2 separate regions of the Homo sapiens genome follow, and region 2 is linked to region 1. Evidence: chromatin loops called from intact Hi-C (ENCODE). Cell type or tissue: PC-9. All regions are shown on one strand. Each heading gives the region's core, and the rest is flanking DNA. Links, peaks and the distances in the headings are about the cores only. Region 1 overlaps MPHOSPH9 (M-phase phosphoprotein 9). Region 2 overlaps PITPNM2 (phosphatidylinositol transfer protein membrane associated 2).

Evidence for each region. Hi-C counts contacts between places; a loop is a spot of excess contacts. Peaks named below come from ENCODE experiments on the same cell type or tissue, not always from the same donor. Only the 100,000 strongest peaks of a DNase experiment are listed, where the experiment ranks them.
Region 2: it touches region 1 in a loop (7-fold over the local background); 12 of 110 quality-filtered maps call a loop at or near these places.

The regions. Positions count from the first base shown.
Region 1 is chr12:123,155,933-123,165,024 of GRCh38, reverse strand. It overlaps MPHOSPH9 (M-phase phosphoprotein 9), which reads left to right. Exons shown (of 24, transcript NM_022782.4): 19 at 935-1,075; 20 at 1,891-2,011; 21 at 2,807-2,910; 22 at 3,642-3,889; 23 at 4,176-4,244; 24 at 8,117-9,092. The coding sequence ends at 8,218. Among named protein-coding and RNA genes, the nearest start is that of PITPNM2, 9.4 kb to the right of the region's middle. In PC-9, for the core only: no CTCF peak of the experiment used is centred there; a DNase peak (open chromatin) is centred at 1,544; H3K27ac peaks cover 1,839 bases.
Region 2 is chr12:123,098,095-123,107,186 of GRCh38, reverse strand. The region is part of intron 2 of PITPNM2 (phosphatidylinositol transfer protein membrane associated 2); the gene reads left to right. Among named protein-coding and RNA genes, the nearest start is that of PITPNM2-AS1, 21 kb to the right of the region's middle. RefSeq lists enhancers at 1-4, 1-52, 1,488-2,230, 2,231-2,971. In PC-9, for the core only: no CTCF peak of the experiment used is centred there; DNase peaks (open chromatin) are centred at 1,556 and 4,286; H3K27ac peaks cover 2,740 bases.

The DNA.
Region 1 (9,092 bases), core at 347-8,346:
TTTTTTTTTGAGACAGTGAGACAGAGTCTCACTCTTTTGCCCAGGCTGGAGTGCAGTGCGTAATCTCAGCTCACTGCAAACTCCATCTCCAGGGTTCAAGCTATCATCCTGCCTCAGCCTCTCAAGTACCTAGAATTACAGGTGCCCTCCAGCACCCCCGGCTAATTTTAATATTTTTAACAGAGACGGAGTTTCACCATGTTGGCCAGGTTGGTCTCGAACTCCTGGCTTCAAGTGGTCCACCCGCCTTGTCCTCCACAACACAACACAAAGTGTAAACACAAAGTGTTGTGATTACAGGCGTGAACCACTGCTCCTGGCCTTACATGGCATTCCTAAGGATATTTGAAAAATTCCTGTCAGTCCATCTTACTTGCACACATCAGAAGGCTGTGATAGGCATTTGGTATTCATGAAGTGAGATATAACATTTCCTCTTCTTTCTTGGTTACTGAGCATCTGTAGATAAGGCAAGTAGTGTCTTTAATACTGTGTTTTTTCACAGGTCCAGGTCACCAATACATTTCTCTCCTTTTCCACTATGCTTGCTTTCTCAGACCCCTTAGTCATCCTGCCAGCGTCTTTGCGGTTACATCTCCCAAGCAGTGTCTCTTAGTAAATAAATTAGTAACCTGCTTTCTAAAAATAACCCTCTTGAAAATCACCTTGAATGCCGATTGTAAACAGGGAGCCAGAATGAATTCATTATAAACTCCCATATTTTTCTTCATCAAGCATTTTTTATCATTATAATGTGGTGCATTTGCAAATAGTCACTATAACCTAGCTGGTGAGAATAAATGCTTTGAGCAGAACCTAAGCTGTGGGGCTTGGTGTGTAACCATGTGTAACCACCTGTTAATAAAGGTGGATAACTGAAGCGTAGGCTTGTTTTGATTTGTTTTTTGTTTTGCTTTTTTTTGGTCTGCTGTAGTAAATCCTCGGCAAACTGAAACTTCAGTTAATGCAAGTCGTTCTCCAGAAAAGTGTGCCCAACAGAGACAAAAGAGACTTAATTCGGCCTCACAGAGATCATCATCTTTACCACCTTCAAATCGTAAATCAAGTACTCCAAGTAAGAGTTAGATGTGTACATCTCTTGGGTTCAAAAGCGTGATCTCTGAGTCAAATCTATTTGTGCCCGCTGCTTGCCTGTTTCTGGTTTCTCTTGTATCCTCAGCACCTAGTAGAGTACTCTGAGCAGAGGACCCCTAAATAAGATCTTGTTCATAAATAAAATTGTCTGATCACATAGATACTACAAATGTAAATGAAGAAATCTGTTTATTAAAGTGAGATTTTTTATTGTGTCCAGTAAATTGTTTACAACTAATACTAATAATTTATTGTGTCCACTAAATTGTTTGCAACTAATACTTAAAAATGCCAGCTATCCAAACATTAATTCAATCAAATTAATCCAAGCTAGTCTCAAATATACTTCTTATGTATTTGATCTCAAGTACTTAGCATTAGTCACCATTTTTCTTTAGCCAATAACAGGTTGGTTTTAAAGTTGAAGCATTGAATTCCTGTCCTGAATTTCCGTTTTCACACCAGCTGAGGAGATTCTTATTATTGTGTTATAGGAATGTTCAGTAGTGTACTGCTGTTTCCATCTTATTTCCAGTCGACTTCTAAAATCCTGAAAAACCAGTTTTGAGTCAGAGTGCTGAAAGTACTGTCTGATATACTACAGTGTTACAGTGGTTACCTCTAGGTGTTAGGATTATGAGTGATTTTATTTTTTTGTACACTCTTATTTCTCTCTCAAAGTTTTACGTTGAAATTATATTCCTTTCAAAATTAGAAAAAAAATACTGAATAAGAAACTGTTATGCTGATACATATAGAAGGAAAAGAATATTTCCTCTTCATTTTCTTCTATAGCAAAAAGAGAGATTATGCTAACACCAGTGACTGTGGCTTATAGTCCAAAGCGATCCCCTAAAGAAAACTTGTCCCCAGGATTTAGTCATCTGCTTAGCAAAAATGAGAGCAGTCCAATTCGGTAAGTTCTCTAAAATTGTAGAATAAAGTTTACTATATTAGTGATTTTTTTCTAAATGTTGACTTATGTCTCTAGCTATCACTAATTTTTCAGTTACCAGTGGGAACTCTGTGAATTTCATTTAAATCATAAGTGAATGTCATACTACAACTAAAGTACTGCAGTACAATGAACACAGTTTTTAACTATGTAAACTTGCTACTACTAGATTTTAAATTATCACCTCAGCACCCCTGTCAGCTTTTGTATGTAGAATGATAGTTCTTTGTTTTCCTGAAAAGGTTTATGATACGGGAAAACTTTTGGGCCATTTGTACAGGAAAGTGGGCTTTACTGGTATGGCCCTGGCACCAAATGCATGTTTACCTGTGCTGCTGAGAATCTGTCCCCTCCGAAGTGTGGGCAGCTGTGTGTGCTATTAGCGGGGAGGGATGTTGCTTCTTGGTTCCAGACCCAACTCTGTCAGGCTCTTGCGGAGATGAGTTAAGCACATTGAACCTCAGTTTCCTCTTCTATAAAACGGGGATAATAATAACTACCCTGCTTATTTCATAAGGTTTTTATAAATATCAAATGAGATAATGTATGGGTAAGTGTTTTAAGTCTTTAGTTTGTAAATACAATTTTGTTAGAAAATAGAAATAAATTTCAGTTTTAGACAATTACATAACCAGCTTTCTTTTAAGAAAATACATAAATATGTGAGTTAGCTGGATGCCAGCTCATCTTTGTAGTGGAGATAGGGAAAATCAGTTAACATTTTTTTTCTCACAAGTAACTTGCTTCATTCAATAGATTTGATATACTTTTGGATGATTTAGATACTGTTCCTGTGTCTACATTACAACGTACCAATCCAAGAAAGCAACTCCAGTTTCTTCCTCTAGATGACTCGGAAGGTATCTTTTCCTAAAAAATATTAGTTATGGTTTTAATCATTCATTTTTTGAGATTCTGGTATCTCTCAGTGTTCTAAATATTATAATATCTTGCACTTAAATATTTTCCCACTCAAGGGCGTCTGAAACTAAGCACTCATGATGCTACGTGTTGTTATGTCAATGTTGTTATCCTCATTGAAAAGTTGGGAAACTGAGGTACAGGGAATGTTGATGTTTAATTACCAGGGCCACACTGCTCAGTTATTCTCTTTACTTTTATTCTCTATATGCAGCTTAGGCTTTGGGTAACTTTTTTTTTCTCATTTATATTCTAAATTTGGAATAAAGCTATAAGACAATGTATGTGAAATCACTTGGGTAGGCCCTCAAAACATTAACTGTTTAGTGTTGGTGTATGTCCACTAAATGTGATGTATTATTTAGTTTTTAAGCTTTTTTTTTTTTTTTTGCTTTAAGTTTACTTAAAGTTCATTTATGTTTACATGAAGTTTGCTTAAGTTCATTAAGGGAAGTTGCAAAGATTGTCAAACAGAGGGCAAAGCTTTCAGAATTCTTTGGAGAAAAAAGCACTGAGTAAATAAGATTGATTATTGTATCTCTTTTCATTACTTTTTTGGGCCACATAGCAGCTATATCCAGAAAGTGAAATTGGGCAACATATTTAATATATATGCAACCTACACGAAAAATTGATAAGAAATATAAGCAATTTCTCTCCTCTCTGACAGAAAAAACTTATTCTGAGAAAGCCACCGATAACCATGTTAATCATAGCTCTTGCCCTGAACCGGTGCCAAATGGAGTGAAGAAAGTATCTGTGAGAACAGCCTGGGAGAAGAATAAATCAGTTAGCTACGAACAGTGTAAGCCGGTTTCAGTCACTCCACAGGGGAATGATTTTGAATATACAGCAAAAATTCGGACCCTAGCTGAAACAGAACGATTTTTTGATGAACTTACAAAAGAAAAGGACCAGGTAAAAACAAACAAATATTTTTAAAAATTGTTTTCTGAACTTAATGCTTATGTCTAAGGAGAAGGGAATTATTGAGTCAAACCTGTCTCAGGAAATTACAATGGGATAACATACCAGAGCTGTGCTAGCAACGGATTTGAGCCATGTGGTCGTTACTAATTGACAGAGGGAAATTAAGTTGAGATGAAATGGACAAGGAAATACTAAGCCAAAACCTTTTCTTTCCATTCTGTGTGATAAACCTCCCTGCCAGTAATTTAAACATATTTTTTTCGTGTGTTAACAGATTGAGGCAGCACTAAGCAGGATGCCTTCTCCTGGAGGACGAATCACTTTACAGACAAGATTAAATCAGGTGAAATGTCTTAGCTTGAATCTGCTTTAGAGGCTTGATGCCAGTCAGTGTTCCAGTTATCTAAGAGGGGTTTAAAAAATCATGGCACAGTGAAAATTAGACACACTGAAGCAGCAGTCAAAACTTTTAGCTTTTACGGGAAGTGTTTGATTATAGCAATTTTATAACTGCAAGCTAGCTTTCAGGAATAAAAATTGATTTTACCTTTAGACTTAGAGAAGAAGGTGTTCATGCCCTTGTATTTTCAAGAAACTAACTTGAGAGCAAATGGCAATATGCTTTTCAACAGATTTTACACTAAGTTAGTGCTCACAGATTGCCTCTCTTTTTGTTTGATTTCTCCCTCCTCAAATCTGTAATTTATTTCTGAACTCCTTTCCATTAGCAAGCAGATAAAATGGTTACACTTTGGAAACTGAATAGCTGTAGAGGTTCAAAAAGTGAGCCGTAGGCCGGGCGCAGGGGCTCACGCCTATAATCCCAGCACTTTGGGAGGCTGAGGCTGGTGTATCACCTGAGGTCAGGAGTTCCAGCCACTGTGCCCAGCCCCCAACTTCTTTTTTTCTGACTTTGTCTTTTTGTTCTGATAAATATTAGTCAATAATTTATAGGCTGGGCGTGGTGGCTCATGCCGGTAATCCCAGCACTTTGGGAGGCTGATGCAGGCGGGTCACCTGAGGTCAGGAGTTCGAGACCAGCCTGGCCCACATGGTGAAACCCCGTCTCTACTAAAGTACAAAAATTAGCCGGGCATGGTGTGGGGGTGGGCGCCTGTAATTCCAGCTACTCGGGAGGCTGAGGCAGGAGAATTGCTCGAACCTGGAAGGTGGAGGTTGCAGTGAGCCAAGATGGTGCCACTGCACTCCAGCCTGGGTAATAGAGCAAGACTCAGTCTTAAAAAAAAAAAAAAATAAACTTTCAATTGAACTTTTCATGTTATGAAATATCTTTCTATAACATCCTTTTAAATTAACGTACAATATTCCATCAGCAGTAACGTATTTAACCAAGAATGTTTTAGTAGAAATTTGGGTTGCTTCTAATTTTGGATATCATAAATAAGGCTGCAATAAAGTTCTTAAACATATCTCTTTGCACGTGTAAGTATTGCCTTAGGAGTCATTCCCAGAAATAAAAATGCTAGGTCCAAAGAAATGCAAATTTCTAAGGATTTGGATATATGTCAAGTTGTAACCCAGGATGTTTGAGACAATTTCTACTCCTACCTGCCGTGTATGAAGATAAGCTCTTCCCCATCCTGAAACCTGTATGTTTGGGAAAACAACAACAACAAAAAAAACAAAAAAAAACCTGCCATGGCCAGGCGCAATGGCTTATGCCTGTAATCCCAGCACTTTGGGAGGCCGAGGTGGGCGGATCACGAGGTCAGGAGTTCAAGACCAGCCTGGCCAACATGGCAAAACCCCATCTCTACTAAAAATACAAAAAATTAGCCAGGCGTGGTAGTGCACGCCTGCAGTCCTAGCTACTCGGGAGGCTGAGGCATGAGAATCGCTTGAACCTGGGTGGTGGAGGTTGCATTGAGCTGAGATCGTGCCACTGCACTCGGCCTGGGTGACAGAGCAAGACTCCGTCTCTGAAAAAGAATAATAAAAAAAAATACCTGCCAATGTGATCATTTTTTAAAAGGTGTGGGGTTGTCTTGGCTAATCTTTTATTTATCTAGTTTGGAGACGGAGTCTCGCTGTGTCACCAGGCTGGAGCGCAGTGACGCAATCTCGGCTCACTGCAGCCTCCAACTCCCTGGTTCAACTGATTCTCCTGCCTCAGCCTCCTGAGTAGCTGGGATTACAGGCACATGGGCCCGGCCTAATTCAAAGATATTTTGAGGCCGAGAACAGTGGCTCATGCCTGTAATCTCAGCACTTTGGGAGGCCAAGGTGGGCAGATCACTTGAGGTCAGGAGTTTGAGGCCGGCCTGGCCGATGTGGTGAAACCCTGTCTCTACTAAAAATACAAAAAAATTAGCCGGTTGTGGTGGTGTGCCTGCAATCTCAGCTACTTGGAGGCTGAGGCAGGAGGTTCACTTGAACCCAAGAGTTGGAGGTTGCAGTGAGCTGAGATTGCACCACTGCACTCCAGTCAGGGCAACAGAGTGAGACTGTGTCTCAAAAAAAAAAAAATTGAGATAGAGTTTGATTCTCTTCTTAGGTTTCTCTTTTAATTTTTTTGAGACAGGGTCTCATTCTGTCACTCAGGCTGGAGTGCATTGGCACAATCATAGCTCACTGTAGTCTTGACCTCTGAGGCCTCAGCCCCTTGAGTAAGCTAGGACTACAGGCATGCACCACCACACCTGGCTAATTTTTAAAATTTTTTTGTAGAGGCAGGGCCTTGCAGTGTTGCCCAGGGTGGTCTCGAACTCCTGGCCACAAGTGATTCTCCCACCTTGGTCTCCCAAAGTGCTGGGATTACAGGTGTAAGCCATCATGCTTGGCCTTATTTTTCTTTTAAAAATGATACACGGCTGGGTGCAGTGGTTCACGCCTGTAATCCCAGCACTTTGGGAGGCTGAGGTGGGCAGATCAGATCACCTGCAGTCAGGAGTTCAAGACCAGCTTGGCCAATATGGCGAAACCCTGTCTCTACTAAAAATATGAAAATGAGCCGGGCATGGTGGTGGGCACCTGTAATCCCAGCTACTTTTGAGGCTGAGGGAGGAGAATCGCTTGAACCTGGGAGGCAGAGGTTGCAGTGAGCTGAGATTGTGCCACTGCACTCCAGTCTGGGCAACAGAGCGAGACTCCGTCTCCCCCAACCAAAAAAAAAAAAATAAAATAAAAGTGGTATGCATATATATGTATGCAGAAAAAACAGGAAAGAGGAACAGTTTTTTTTTCTTTTTTGCTTATTTGTCTTCTAAATTTTCTATATTCTAAGTGTTCTATAATCCTTTTATAATTAAAGAAAAAAATTTTAAGTTTTATTTCAGGACACCATTGGAATTAATACTGAATAAATTAACTAAAATGAGGCTGGGTATAGTGGCTTATGCCTATAATCCCAGCACTTTGGGAGGCCGAGGTGGGTGGATCACTTGAGGCCAGGAGTTCGAGACCAGCCTGGGTGACATAGTGAGATCTTGTCTCTGCAAAAAAAAAAATGTTTAAAATCAGCCAGGTGTGGTGGTGCCTGCCTGTAGTTTCAGATACTCGAGAGGCTAAGGTGGAAGGATTGCTTGAGTCCAGGAGTTTGAGGCTGCAGTAAGCTATGATCATGCCATTGCAGTTCAGCTTTGGGTGACAGAGCAAGACCCTGTCTCAACAAAAACACAGAAGTATGTATAATGATATATAGTCCAGGTATTATTTAACAGTAATATTGTTTATTTTAAAATAGCAATTGTTAATTCATTGTGAAATCTATTTTTTTTTTTAAGAAAAGTATCCTTCAGTGTTTTTTTTTTTTCCTTTTTAACTTAGAAATTTTGGTGAGAAGAAAGTTATTTGATCTATGTATGTGTGGGATGCAGCACTGATCAAATGTGTCCATTTCTTCTGGTGAAATGTGTGAAGCACCTCCTAGGCTCCTCTTGTACTGTTCTCACTTCAGCAGAGCCAAAGAATTATCCTCTTCCAGTTGGTTGTATTGCTATTACTAGAATTTCCATATACTCAATGTGTCAAACATATTGAGAATATTTTAAAGTACAGCAGTTATTTGGAATAGTTGAAAAGCTAATTCATATTGTCCAGTTTAAAAGAAATCATAAGATGTTTCGTGTAGAAAGCAAAATAATTGTAATTTTAGTGTTTATACTTGCTCTTTTGCTAAAAGAAAGGTCAGTTTGGTGGTGATTATAGAACTTGGTATAGAATTCTAATTAAACTTTTCCCATTGTTTTCACCTAGGAAGCCTTGGAAGATCGTTTGGAAAGGATTAATCGAGAACTGGGTTCAGTTCGCATGACGCTAAAGAAATTCCATGTTTTGCGCACCTCTGCAAATCTTTGAGATTTGTAGCCATTAAATTTTGAGACATTTTTGTTTGCACTAATGTATAATTATGCAGTCAGAAAAGGCAAACTATTTTGTACTGTTTATAAGCCTTCAAACAGTAGTTTTACAATCATGCTATTCTTACACTTGCTATTTTATACTTCAAATGGCCACATATTTTCAAGATATTTTTGTTATGCTCAGGAATCTCTTGTATATTTTACTATTTAAAAAGCATTATTTTTAAATAGTATCTGTCTCCAATTTATATCAAGAATAAGGAAATATAAACAGAGGAAGCAGCTTGTTTCTAAACAAATAGTGTTATCCTTTTACAATTAACTGCACATCAATTTTATAGACTTGTTCTACATTGTAAATACAATTCAGTTTTTAAAAAATAAAGCTTAATAGCTTCCATAATGATAGACTAGTACATGCTGAATACATAAACAATTACAGTGTACCTTGGATTTCAGTTGTGTTGAGGTTTTTAAAAAATGATAATGCAATTCGTATTTGAAACGTGTCTTAGAGTGAATATCAGAATAGTAATAATGGACTCTTGGAAAGCTTTGAAAACTACATGAATATAACTCATTTTCTTTAAACTTTATTGTCTGTAAGAGAAAAAAGAGAGATTGTAATTCTCTAATTTTATCTTTTCTAAAAAAGTTAAACAATTGGAGAGCCCTCTCTGGAGGGCTCTCAGAGTAGCTCTCTGCCCATTGTTCTGAATTAACTTGTGTCCCACCCTGGACAATAAATGGACAGATAAACCCTTTGAAATACAAGCCACCACCCCGTGAGGGATTAAGAGGGCAGCCTGGTTTTCTTAGTGTGCATGGCTTCAGCTGTCCGTCATAGTTGTCATCTGGATATGTTCACC
Region 2 (9,092 bases), core at 167-8,166, 58 kb after region 1:
CCATTGTCTCTGTGACAGGCCTCAAAAGGTCACTGTCTCCTGAGGAGAAAGAGAGCTCATGACATGGGCAGGGCCTCAGACCACAGCAGCAATGACACAGACTTTCCAGGGCACGTCCCCACCTCCCCATGCTGTACCCCCATCCCCACCTCCAGCCCCTTGGATGAAGTCCCATCCCAGGTGAAGAAGGGACTTATCTCCATCCGTAGCAGCAGCAGAGCCCTACCTGCAGCGAGGGCCTTGCTTCCTAGTCCCTCCTCTCAGGCAGCCCTAGTCCCACATGGGAATGCAGGCCTGTCCGTCCCTGTGAGGTTTAGGTCTGTGATAAGTCTCGCATGTTAGAAGGCTGCCCAGAGAGCCCAGAGCATGGGGAGGTTATGGAGAGGAAGTAGAGGGCTGAGTGCCCTCATGCCCTGGAGCAAAGATGCTGCCCTGAAGTCCACAGAGAGCTCCTCCTCAGCTCCTTTGCTGTCCCCACAGAGCTTGGTAGAGATCTGGGCACAATCTGATGACCCATGTCATGCCCTGGCCAGTTCTGTCACCTGTGCCCCTCCTGACTGCTCCCATCTACATTTTGTTTATTGATATGGTTCTTTGACACACACCTGACGCTGCTCAGTACGCAGGGCTTTAGCCAGAAATTGCTGGCTCTTCTCAGTCTCCTCTTCTTCCTGTTCCCCGGAGCTCTGGGGACTGACCCCTGCATTTGCCTTGTTTGCTCTGATGCAGCATGTCTTCCTGAGAATGTACTTTCTTTTCTTCCTGTTTTTTTTTTTAAAGGAATTATTTACTTATTTTAGAGATGGAGTCTTGCTCTGCCACCCAGGCTGGAGTGCAGTGGTGTGATCATGGCTCACTGCAGCCTTGAATTCCTGGGCTTAAGCAGTCCTCCCACCTCAGCCTCCTGAGTAGCTGGGACTACAGGTGCACACCACCACACCTGGCCCAGAATGTATTTTACTTTCAACAAGGTGGCAGAAGCCTGCATTCCTCTGGCTTGTGTCGAATTGTGCTTCAGAAGGATGTCTTCTGGCTGCCGTGTTGAGAGCAGGCTATCTGGGGTGAAGAGAAGAAGCAGGGGGCCTGTGGCAAGACGATTGTTTCTGGGCGATGCTTTTGGTCACTTGTTGAGGTTTGCGCAGGCATACCATGCTTGCAGGGGGATGGGCATGGGTCTGTTTCACTTGTGCTCTTCAGGACAGGCAGGGCCAGGAAGGAAGCTGGCCTGGCCTACCTGAGGGCATGTGAGGCCGGGTGCCCTGCTGTCTTGGTCAGTGGTGGTCTGGGGCTGGGGGTTTCTCTACATCTCTGCCTGCAGGTTCTCAGCATGGGAAACTCTTTCTCACCACCTTTCTTTTCCTTCTTCCTCTCGTTTCTGCCTTCCCTTGGCTCTAGTACAGAGCCCCTGTCTTCGGTTCATTTCCAGTACTTCTCCATGGTGGGTATCCAGTGCACTCACATTGATGACCTCATCCCACCTGCAGGGAGGCAGCTGGAGGCATGACGGCTCAGCACTCCAGGTGCCTGGAGGCATTCCCGTATGCGCTGAGCCCTCATGCCTCCCGGTAACCAGGTGTCGTCAGCAGGAGCTTTCTGGATCTGTGTCCCCTGTGTCACTTCCTTTCTTTGTTTCTTCACACACTTCCTGAGATGTGAACCCTGCCTGGGACAATCGCTTTTGTTCCTGGAGACAGTGTACAGAGCTTGGAATTCTCTGAGGGGTTCCTGAGATGGCGCCATTCAAGCCAGGGGGTTGAATAGCTTGACTCTTCATTTCAGCAGCACGATTGACCCCTCAGTGGATCAGCAGCGATTCATTCCACACGTATTTAGTGAGTACCTACTATTCTAGGAGCTGGGCATAAAGACGTGATAAAATGTTAAAAACTTCTGGCCCTCCTGGGGCTTGTATTCTAGTGGGGGTAGACACTCGATAGAAAATAGTCAGTAAAACCTGTAAGCACATCAGATGGTGATCAGAGTTGCAGAAGCAGGGGAAAGGAAGGCCTCCCAAGTTGGGGACATTTAGGCGAAGACCTGAAGGAGGTGAGGAGTGAGCCAGGATGGTAGCTCAGGGAGAAAGGCCCTGAGGCAGGAGCTTGTCCAGGATGTTCAGGAAACTGGAGTGAGTGAATGAGGGGAAGAGAAGCAGGGGAGGAGGTCAGAGAATATTGAGGGCCCCGTTAGATCAGGGCTTTGCAGGCTGTATCAGGACTTTGGCCCTGACTCTGAGTGACCTGAAGCTTCGGAAATGTTTGAGCAGTAGAGGGTCAGGATCCGAATTGTGCTTTAAAAGGATGGTTTCTGGCTATGGTGATGAGAGCAGGCTGGATGGGAGGAAGGGAGGAAGCTGGGTGATTGTGGGGAAACAATTGCAATAGGGAGTTTCATGTGTGTCCGTGTGAAGAGACCACCAAACAGGCTTTGTGTGAGCAATAAAGCTTTTAATCACCTGGGTGCAGGCGGGCTGAATCAGAAAAGAGAGTCAGCGAAGGGAGATAGGGGTGGGGCTGTTTTATAAGATTTGGGTAGGTAAAGGAAAATTACAGTCAAAGGGGGTTTGTTCTCTGGCGGGCAGGAGTGGGGGTCGCAAGGTGCTCAGTGGGGGAGCTTTTTGAGCCAGGATGAGCCAGGAAAAGGACTTTCACAAGGTAATGTCATCACTTAAGGCAAGGACCGGCCATTTTCACTTCTTTTGTGGTGGAATGTCATCAGTTAAGGCAAGGACCGGCCATTTATACTTCTTTTGTGGTGGAATGTCATCAGTTAAGGCGGGGCAGGGCATATTCACTTCTTTTGTGATTCTTCAGTTACTTCAGGCCGTCTGGGCGTATAGGTGCAAGTCACAGGGGATGCGATGGCTTGGCTCGGGCTCAGAGGCCTGACAGGGAGAGGCAGCGGGTGTGTGGGGGCTGCGAGCCTGTTGGGCCCCAGATGTGTTCTAAAGGTAGAGCCAGGCCAGGCATGGTGGCCCACGCCTGTAATCCCAGCACTTTGGGAGGCCAACACGGGCAGATCACCTGAGGTCGGGAGTTCGAGACCAGGCTTCAGCCTGATTAACATGGAGATACCCTGTCTCTACTAAAAATACAAAGATTACCCAGATGTGGTGGTGCATGCCTGTAGTCCCAGCTACTTGGGAGGCTGAGGCAGGAGAATTGCTTGAACCCGGAGGTTCAACCCGGAGGCGGAGGTTGCGGTTAGCCAAGATCACGCCACTGCACTCCAGCCTGCGCAACAAGAGTGAAACTCCATCTCAAAATAAATAAATAAATAAATAAATAAATAAAATAACAAAATAAATAAAGGTAGAGCCTAGAGGAATTCTGAGGCATTGGGTGCCTCTTGCTTAAAAGAAGGTTCTTGTGGACTTGGAGAGATGCAAGAAGTCATCTAGGCCAACCTTTACACCTAACCCACTGGAAAACTGAGGCCTAAGAAAAGAAGTGACTTGTCCAAAGTCCCATGGCAAGCTGGCTAGTTGCAGAGCCAAAATTTGGGCTTCTGGAATGCAGGTCCAGTGTTTTTACAGCTGAAACAATGAATGGTCCCAGTGAGGTTGAGGGCCAAGGGAAGAAGGGCTGGCCCCAGGGTCCCAGAGCCAAGCCACAGGGTCCTGACAGCACCCACAGAGGCCAAGCCCAGCCTCCGCTGGCCAGCAGGAGCCTGAGACTTTGTGAGCTGAGGATTCTTGGCACTCTGGGCCTTCAGCAGCTCTCTCTGGACCAGCATTTTCACCTTAGCTGGGCTGCAGTCTTGACGATGTCAGGCCTTGGGCAGATCAAAGTCAGTGCTCCTGTGCATTATTCACTTGGCTCATGCTGAGCCTCCATGGAGTGTCAGGCCCGAACAAATAAGAGAGTCTTGCTGTCAAGGAGCTAACAGTTCAAGGGAGACAGACGAGCAAACCCAGGGAGCCTGTATCATCAGGGTCATAGGTTCATGTTAGAGGCATATGCAGGGAAATGGCCAAGATCAGGGATCATCACTGTAAGGACAGTCACTAAAACAACTTCTCCTGCCACCAGATGCCCCAGGGAACACAAACCAGAGGCCTTGTGTCTACCAAGGTGGTTTGTTTAAACCCATGATTCAGTTAGCCTGGTGTGGTGGTATGTACCTGTAGTCCCAGCTACTCAGGAGGCTGAGGTGGGAGGATTGCTTTAGGCCAGGAGGTCAAGGCTGCAGTGAGCTATGATTACACCATTGCACTCCAGCCTGGGCGACTGAGTGAGACCTGTCTCTAAATAAACAAATTCATGATTCAGTCCCTTGGAATACAACGGGCAAGGAAGGTTGGTGGGGGCTGAGATCTGACAGCCCTACAGGTAACTGTGTCACCAAGAACAGGTTTCCCTTAAACCTCCAGGACCCATACACTTAGGTTGATCACTGTGGGGTGTCCTCTCATTGCATCGAGTGACTTCCATGTGCTTCTCTGTGAAGAAAGCTGGTATTTTTCTTTTTTAGTGTGCAAGGCTGCTCTAATGACAAGCTTTAAGGTTTCCTGTGGCTAGTGGGATTCAGAATGAGACCTGTGAAGTTCCCAGCTCAGCATGGGAAGAATCAGTTGTCGTCTTTACACTCCTCAGTATGAGGGCTGCCTGTGGGGGATGGGAGGAAAAGATGTTGCTTTTGCTGTCTTGGGAGGAGCTGAATCTATAGGCCAAAGGGGAGGGAAATCCAGTTTGCTTTTTCTTTCAGTTTTTTAACTTCATCGTCCCCATCACAGTAAATGTATTGTTGAGGAATGACAACTTGGAAATTACTTCCATTGATTGGTGTATGGGCTGCCCCAGGAGACCATTCTCAACTGCCCTTTGCTCTGGTGGGCATGTCCTTGCAGAAGGCCACTTCTTAGTGTTTTCTTCTGAGGCTGGACGAGGATGCGGAGACAGTAAGGAAGCTGGAGGCAAGCTCTCTGCCCTTAAGTAGCTCAGGGCAGCATCTTCCCCCACAGCACATGTTGTTCAGCACTTTCCTTCCTCTCCCCAGCCTTCTCCCTCCTGCTCTGGGATGCAGCACTCTAACACACCTTGCTGGGGACTTCCTTGCATTTCTGTGGCAATTCTCAGGTGTAGGCAGAGTTCTGTGACAACTGAGGTTGAGTGCTGTGTCTAGGTTGTGCCTACAAATTAGTGGTGGGCACTATTATTTTTAAGAATTTGTTTTTTAGAGACAAGATCACTCTGTCACCCAGGCTGGAGTACGGTGGTACAATCTTAGCTCACTGCAGTCTCGAACTTGCATGTCACAGACGCACACCACACCCAGCTAATTTTTTAATTTTATGTAGAGATGGGATCTCGCTATGTTGCCTGGGCTGGTCTCAAACTCCTTTCCTCAAGTGATCCTCCCATCTTGGCCTCTCAAAGTGCTGGAATTACAGGCATGAGCCACCATGCCGGACTGGTGGTGGGTTTTAGAACTCACTCCACCACCCCCAAGAAAAGGGAACTTGATGGTTTGTCCCCATGGAGCTTGCACTACAGCTTTCTAGGGGGCTGGTTCCCAGATGGGAGGAGTGGCCTTAAGTAGGCCACTTAACACATGACGAACATTTACTAAGTACCGTCTGTGTGCCTGAGCTGCACTATGTGCTGGACGTAAAAATAAATAAGGTTTGTGCTTTGAGGGGCTTGGGAAGGAGAACCATTTCTTCATTATCCCTCCAGTGCCTGAAATTTTACTATTGGTCCCTTATTCCTTTTAGTCAAGCATTGCCGTCTTTCTAGTTTTCATTCAAATGATAAATACTCTTGGGAAACATGTTGCATTCACTCTTTGATACTTCGCTGTGGATATGTTTATTAATAGAAACAAGAAGCAGGGCAAGTTGATGACAGTGAGAGAGGAGTGGGGAGGTGGCATCTCGGCAGGAGGGACCTTGTCCTGCATCACAGGTTGGCCCAGGGTCAGCCCATGCTATGTCCCACTGCAAGGGGATATTTGAGGTCATAAGTGTGTGTTTTTGAAGCATTAAAGCATCTCCCCAAAATGGCCTAGGTTTGAAAAAACTTTGACCAAAGGAAAGAAAACAAATAAGAAAACCAGTACAGAGTGCCTGTGCACTGTGTCAGGCACTTATTAGGTGCTCAATAAAGAATGTTCCTTCCCTAAAACAAATAGGAGTGGCTCCTGGCACTTGCAGCTGCCTGGGAAAGGTGGCCATGCACCTGGCTGGCAGAGCTCTCTGATCAATGTCAGTGTGGGGTATGTGTGGGGAATGGGGCACGTGGAATGATCAGTTCCTTCGTATGTGAAGTCAGGAAAGGCTTCTGGAACCAGGGAGTTATAGACGTTATATGGAGTTATAGAAACACAGTGGAAGGGGTGGCGTTAGATACTGTTCCTGCCTCAGGTGAGTCTGACTGGGTCTCAGTCTTTTCTCATAGAGAAGAAGAATGGCTAATGCCTTTTCCGGACATTTCATATGAATGGAGTCATAAGATGATATGGTCTTTTGCGTCTGTGTCTGGCTTCTTTCACTCAGCATCATGTTTTCATGGTTCATCCGTGCTGTACCATATGTCAGTGCTGCATGATTTTTTTTTTTTTTTGGAGACGGAGTCTTGCTCTGTTGCCCAGCCTGGAGTGCAGTGGTGCAATCTCAGCTCACTACAACTTCCGCCTACCAGGCTCAAGTGATTCTGCTGCCTTAGCCTCCTGAGTAGCTGGGATTATAGACGTCCACTACCACGTCCAATTAATTTTTGTATTTTTAGTAGAGACGGGGTTTCACCATGTTGGTCAGGCTGGTCTCGATCTCCTGACCTCAGGTGATCCACCCGCCTTGGCCTCCCAAAGTGCTGGGATTACAGGCATGAGCCACCATGCCCAGCTTGTGTACAAGTTTTTATTGAACATGTTTCATTTCTCTTGTGCACATGCCTACAAGTGGAATTGCTGGGTCATATGGTAACTCTGTGTTCAGCATATTTGAGGAATTGCCAGACTGTTTTCCAGAGAGGCTGCAGCATTTTACGTTGCACATTGTTTTATCTGCATGGAGAATTGTATAGTGTGGTTAATGCAGGTTCCAGAACCTAACTGCCTGGGACACCTTGGGCAAGTCCCCTCAACTCACTGCACCTCAGTTTCTTCTTCTGTGAAATGCAGACCTTATTAGTCCTTACTGCATATGGTCATGTGGAAGAAAGGAGTAGGTGTCTGCGGAGTAGGCTGTGCGCGTGTCACCTGCAATTCTTACTTCCCCCGGGCATGGATGCCTGCACACCTGGGTGCTCTGTTAGTGGTGTTTTCTGTGGATGTAGAGCTGTCCTTACAGGGCACTGCCTCTTTCAGTGCTTTCTAGTCTTCTGATTGCCCCTGGGAATAGGCCTCCCAGGCTGTCAGTGCCTGGCACATCTGTGCATCTCTCTCCTCAGCTGGAGGGGCTTCCTAAGGATAGTGCGCCAGCTGTGGGATCTGAGAGGCTGTAGGTGGGACTTGGAACAGTGCCAGCATGGATAGGCATCTGAACCCAGGCACACAGTGGGACCTGGAGCCAGGCATCCAGGAGCCAGGAGCTGTTTGGGTCATTAAAAAAACAGTAGCACAGAGAAGGTTAACCCAGCCCTTAGCTACATGCCTAGTTTTCCTCTGCACTGGGCTCCTGCTCTATGATCGGCCATGTGGAAGGAGATGATGTTCAGACCAGGAGCTTGTGGGAAGTCTGCCAGTGCTGCAGGTAGGGCCCAGAGCCCCCAGGGCTTCGTCAGCCCACAGGCACAAAGGTGGGCCTCCTCCCTCTCTGTAGAGGAGTATCCCACTTGTCCCGCCAGTCAAGCCCTGGCAGAACAGTAGCTTCCCAATCTTGCTGTGCTGGGTGTTCTCCGAGGAACATAGGGAGGCAGATTCAGAGAGCCAGACTTGCCTTTGCCCTCATCTCCAAAGGGAGTCCTGGTATGAGGTTTCATTCTTTAAAAAAAAAGATATATATTTTTTTTTTCAGCAAAATCGACAGTTCTGGGTGAGCGTGAAGGAGGGAATCAGTTGCCTCCCTTATCTGGCAGGTGCTTGCTGTGCCCACTGAATCAGAGATCCAGTGAGGAAGGGGAACTCAGCCCCTGGGATGGGGGTATAGACACATGTTAGAATGCATAGCACATGCACAGAAGGGAGGCACAGAGTGCAGCTAGAGCAGAGAGAAGGCAGCAGCTGACATCTGATGGAGAAGATTTCATACAAGAGGGAGCATTTCAAATGGGCTTTGAAGGATATGGAGGAGTTTATCAGGAGTAAAGGGGGAAAGGCAGACGGACCAGAATGAGCCTTCAGTACTCAAAGTGCATGGTATCTTTGGGGAGTGCTGAGAAGTTTCAGGTTCTTGAAGTACAGAGACAAAGGCTGGCAGGATGGAGATTGGGCTGGGAAGGAAGCCGGCCCCTGAGCTCAGCTCTCAGGAGTGGACACTTGGGAGCCCGTGGGATTCGGGGGACTCACTCGCCAACCTTGTGGCTGTCTCTGTGGCATCTGTTTGTTTGCTTCTAATTAGGAGGCGCTTCCTCTTCTCCATTTGCATATTAGCTGACTGCAGCCTTGAACTCCTGGGCTCAAGCAATCCTCCTGCCTATGCCTCTGGAGTAGCTGGGACTATAGATGCAGGCCACCATGCCTGGCTAATTAAAAAAAATTGTTCTCTTTTTGTAGAGACAGAGTCTTACTATGTTGCCCAGCCTGGTCTTGAACTCCTGAACTCATGTGATCCTCCCACAGTTTCCCAAAGTGCTGGGATTACAGGTTTGAGCCACTGTGCCTGGCCTGCACATGTTTCTTATCTCGTACTGCTGCCCTCCTATGATAGGGCTCTGGCTGGTGGTCCCTGACACCCTCCATCCTGCCTAGATGTCTAGCTCCCCGTCCTGGTCCTGACTTACATCTGGCACCTTCTTCCTCCTCCCATGAGCCCCAACCCATTCCAGGCCTCTTTAGGACCCAAATCCTTGTTCCCTTGAGAGCATCTCCCAGAGCCTGTGGGCCAGCGCTCATCCCAGAGGACAGAAATGGGAAATGGGCCCATGATTCCGTTGTACAGGTGCAAGAAGCCAGGCAGGAGAGCATCTCCCTGCAACCTGGGTGCTGGGGGTGAC